Linked DNA regions of Homo sapiens: region 2 is linked to region 1. Evidence: read pairs that join two places in POLR2A ChIA-PET (ENCODE). Cell type or tissue: GM12878. All regions are shown on one strand.

Evidence for each region. ChIA-PET counts read pairs that join two places held together with the same protein. Peaks named below come from ENCODE experiments on the same cell type or tissue, not always from the same donor. Only the 100,000 strongest peaks of a DNase experiment are listed, where the experiment ranks them.
Region 2: POLR2A ChIA-PET joins it to region 1 with 5 read pairs; 8 of 35 experiments call an interaction of 5 or more read pairs at or near these places.

Annotation. Positions count from the first base shown.
Region 1 is chr11:78,423,471-78,425,970 of GRCh38, reverse strand. LINC02728 (long intergenic non-protein coding RNA 2728) reads left to right here. Exons shown (of 4, transcript NR_120564.1): 3 at 566-634; 4 at 776-1,989. Among named protein-coding and RNA genes, the nearest start is that of LINC02728, 5.1 kb to the left of the region's middle. In GM12878, no CTCF peak of the experiment used is centred here; a DNase peak (open chromatin) is centred at 1,074; H3K4me3 peaks cover 611 bases; H3K27ac peaks cover 1,493 bases.
Region 2 is chr11:78,513,860-78,516,359 of GRCh38, reverse strand. All of the region lies in intron 6 of NARS2 (asparaginyl-tRNA synthetase 2, mitochondrial), which reads left to right. Among named protein-coding and RNA genes, the nearest start is that of NARS2-AS1, 18 kb to the left of the region's middle. In GM12878, no CTCF peak of the experiment used is centred here; no DNase peak of the experiment used is centred here.

The DNA.
Region 1 (2,500 bases):
TATTTACAGAGGGGATTGGACACGTCAGACCTTTTTTGGAACCACACAATTGGATTTAAAAGATTTTGAAGAACCAACACATTTGGCAGCTTCCCAAACCATCTATTTTTGAAGATTCTGCTTTCCAGAACTGTATTAAGAATGGCCCTTGTCATGGGCGTTAGCTGTGTTTCAGGCTAGCCAAAACTAAAAACTGGAAGAGACTAAATAAGTATGTGTGCATGTAGAGCAGCCCAGACCCTGCAAGTGGACTGACCATAAACAATGATGGCCAAATCTATGAAAATAAGATAAAGACCTTGCTCTTCAGAAACAGTGCCAGATGTGTTCAGAGCTTTGTATACCACACTCTTTCAGCCCTGGTATGCCACACCGTGAATTTAGTGTTCACTTACAATAATCATTTTGAAAACATGCATGGAAAATACAGAGGAACTGTGAACTGCTAAAATCATTTGTCTGGTTCAGGAAAGTTTCAGAGGAAAATCTCGGGGCTTTTTCCTAGAATGTTATGAAAATATTAAATTATACTGATTGCTGCCAACATATTTTCTAACCATTCTAGGAAAAGAAAAAACAACAAAGTTTCCAGCTCTTACTCTAGATTGACACTGGACCTTGGAGATGCTTGCAGGTAATTTGACTGCACCTACTTTCCTTTTTTGGTTAATTGTGTTAAATGTGCCTCATAACTTACATTCCCGGTGAGGCTGTCATTTAGAAGGGGTGGGTGGGGGCTGAGGGGAAGCTGTTTTAATTCTGGCTTTTGTTTCAGCCACTAAATGTAATGCCACATGATTGTTGACCCAACAATAATCCAGTTAAAAAACAGTCTTCAGAGTTACTACATCATCAGAATTAACCCTGATTACATCAAATTATGTTGAAACAGACCACAGCTGTTTGCCCTGTTGAAGCAACTGCTTGAGAGCTCCTCCGGAAGATACATCTGGGTGTCACTAAGATACATTTTGGGTTTAGTTTTGTTTCTCAACACAAATGTAGGAGGGAAACAAACCCTGTTCTGCTGGGGTGCCTGGTGGGAGCTGAAAACCTTGTGATTCTCCAGCAGTCAAAAGTCATCTCAATTACCAAAGAGAAGGGAACCTGAGATCTTTTGTTTCAGTTTTCTATAGGAAGGATGTAAGAGGAAGGAAATTCAAATCTGTTGAGTATTGCTCTTGCCAGCAAAAAGAAGTGGAACTGACTAGTGAGATGGTGGTGAGATTTTCTTTGGTGGCTGTGTGCAGTGGTATCAACCCAGGAGAGTAGACTGTTCAATTGTGAAGAATTTTGCAAGATGGTTGTTAAAGTAGAACATCGTTAAAATTAAGTTGTAATAAAAAAAGGGAAATAAGCATTGGAAAAGATGTGGACAGATTGGAACCCTCATACATTGCTGATGGGAATGTAAAATGGTGTAGCCACTGTGGAAAAAAGGTCAGCAGTTCCTTAAAAAGTTAAACAGTGTCACCATATGACTCAGCATTTTCACTCCTAGATAAATACGTAGATTGAAAACGTATGTCCACACAAAAACTTGTACAGGAATGATCGCAACAGCATTATTCATAATAGCCAAAAAGTGGAAACAACTGTAATGTTCATCAGCTGATGAATGGATAAAATGCGGTATATAAAGAACTGTCAAGTGCTTCAACATGGATGAAACTTGAAAACATTATACAAAGCGAAAGAGGTTAGACACACAGGTCACATATTGTATGAATATGGTTATGTGAAATGTCTAGAATTGGCAAATCCATAGAGATGAAAAGTAGGTTAGCGGTTGCCAGCTGATGGGATTGGGGGAATGGAGAGTTGCTAATGGATATGGTGTTTCTTTTGGGGTAATGAAAATGTTCTGGAATTAGATAGCTGTGGTGGTTGTCAAAGTTGATGAATATATTAGAAACCATGAATTATAAACTTTAACATGGTGACTTTTGTGATACGTGAATATCTTAATTAAAAATTAAGTTATATAAACTTATAATTAAATAAGTTATATTAAAAAGAAAGGTAGTAACTACCCCAAACTCATCACTTGGCTAATTACATTTTACTATTGTGTTCTTGGTGTTATTTATGTCTATTGTGTCTTTATGTTGGAAATACTAAATAATGGTGTATTACTGTGTATCTCTTAACTCTGTATTCAAGGACATTAACTTGATAGCTTAAAACTGGCCATGGCTGGCAGAGTATTTATGCCACAACAGTTGGCATATACTGTAAATCAAGGCACCCACCAACACCACCAGGGAGCCAATTTTAAAATATTTGCCAGCACATCATTGGCTATATTGTCGGACAATCATCTTGGGTAATTCTGGTAGAATTATATAGTTAGATGAGGTGAAATCCTGAGGCCTCTAGGTTCCCAGCAAAACAAAGACTAGCAAGCCTGCACAGTTACTATGCAATTTATCAGGTGCAGAAGGAAATGACGTTTCTGGTCATCTGTTGAATAAAGCCACTTTGAGTTCAGGGGACATGG
Region 2 (2,500 bases), 90 kb before region 1:
GTTATATTTGATGTAGATTCTATTCCTTTTGTATTCTTGGACAAACAGAAATCCAGTTAATGTAGCTCTTTCTCCCCATTATTGTAGAGCATTTTATGGTGTACAATTTTTTAGTTATCCTAATACATGTTGTTTGTGTTTGGCTCTGGGATGTCTCTGTACTTTTATGTCATGTTTGATATATTATACTTGAATAAATTCTATTTAGCCACATTATCCAAAGATAGAAAACTGTAGCTTTTCTGCCCTGTGTCTTTATCAACTTCCAAATACTTAGAATCTTTTATAAACCTTTACATGAAGAAGTTGTTCCTTTATAGCCCAACTTTTCATGGCCCAGAGAAATGGTTGAAGATACTGGATATGTTTAGTACAGGGAAGACAAAGAGGAGACATGATTCTGTAGTTGTTGAAGTCTATCTGGTGGGTTTCTGTAAGAGATATATACAGAAGAGTAAATGATTTTTTTAAAGAACAACTTTATTGAGATATAATTCACATACCATAAAATTCATCCATTAAAAGTACACAGTTCAGGCCAGGTGCAGTGGCTCAGGGCTGTAATCTCAGGGCTTTGGGAGGCCGAGGCAAGAGGACGGCTTGAGCCTAGAGTTTGAGACTAGACTGGACAATAGCAAGACTCCCTCTTAAATTGTTTTGTTTTTTTTTTTTTAATCAGCCAGGCATGGTGGTGCACCCCTGTAGTCCCAGCTACTTTAGAGGCTGAGGCAGGAGGATTGCTTGAGCCCAGGATTCAAGGCTGCAGTGAGCTATAAACACACCACTGCACTCCAGCCAGAGTAACAGAACCAGACCCTGTCTCTTAAAAGAAATAAAAGTAAACAATTCAGTCGTTTTTACTATGATCACAAAGTTGTATAACCGTCAACATTACCTAATTTTGTAACATTTTTATCACTCCAAAAAGAAACTCCAAACCCGTTAGCAGTCACTTCCCATTTTCTCCTACCCCCAACCCCTAGCAAACACTACTGAATCAGAACCCCTGGGAGTGGGACCTCCCAACCTGTGTCACAGGCCACCAGGTGATGCTGATGCTGAGAACCAATGCTTTAGAGAAAGATCCTTTGTTCCCTGAGTGGTGAGGACATCTGGCTTCTAGCTATGCTGATGGGTGGGTGGGGGAGCATTTACTGTTCATATGTAAACTCTTAATGCATCCCCATTTCTCCTACCCCCAGTCTCACCAAGGTTCTGTGTGTCAGTCACTAATTTTCTGCTGCAGCATACTTCATATTCCAGATAACAGCTTCCATGCTTTGCCATATTGGTCATCACTCAGCCATCTGTTTTCTGTCCTTCAGTAATTTGTCGCGACCTCTTGTCCACTGAAGGCCCCCTTCATGATTCTTCCTTTTAGTTTTTTTATTATTATTTTAAAGTTGTCTCAGGAAGAAGTGAATAGAAATATCTGCTTAATTCACCATTTTAACTTCATTTTTACTAGCTTGAATGGTATTAATTTGCTTTTCTTTAATTGCTAGTTAGGTTATACATTATTTGCATAATGATTTAGTGTCTCTGTCTAATGTGCTAACTCTGCAGTGTCTGCTTGCCGCCTTTGGAAATCTAAATACTGGATTCTCTACCCGTTTCTAGTATTGAATTCCTTTGTGAAGGGAATACTAACCTGCCTTTTCTCCATTTCAAGTGTATGGGACTCCACTCTTCTGTTACCTAATTCACTGAGGTCTGTCTGGCTAAGCAGAAAAAGTATATGAAGGATTGAGTGCCTTTGTAATAAGCAAGTTTCATGTGAGTTGTTTTAAAAAATTCCCAGTGAGCCTTTTGAGCAATTATATAAATAGAACACATTGTGCCTGAAATGCTGTGCCTGTTGATATTCTCTAAAAGCAAGTGCAGGTTACTGTAGTGAGATGTGTTAGGCAATTTTTGCACTGCTATAAAGAAATACCTGACCAGGCACATTGGGTCATGCCTGATATCCCACACTTTGGGAGGCTGAGGTGGTCAGATCACTTTCAGCCCAGAAGTTTGAGACCAACCTGGGCAACATGGCAAAACCCCATCTCTGCAAAAAATACAAAACTTAGCCAGACAGGTGGCATACGCCTGTAGTCCCAGCTACTCGGGAGGCTGAGGGTCGAGGATTTATTGAGTCCAGGAGGTCGAGGCTGCAGTGAACAGAGATCGTGCCACTGAACTCCAGCCTGGGTGACAGAGTGAGACCCTGTCTCAAAAAAGAGAGAAATACCTGAGACTGGGTAATTGGTAGGAAAATAGGTTGAATTGGCTAACGGTTTTGTAGGCTGTACAGGAAGCATAGTAGTGTCTGCTTCTCGTGAGGCTTCAGGAAGCTTCTAATCATGGAAGAAGGCAAAGGAGTATGCGTCTCACATGGTGAGAATGGGAGCAAGTGTGTGTGTAGGGGGGTGTGTCACATACTTTTAAATGATCACATCACATGAGAACCCACCGTCAAAAACACAGCATCAAACCATGAGGGATCCACCCCTAT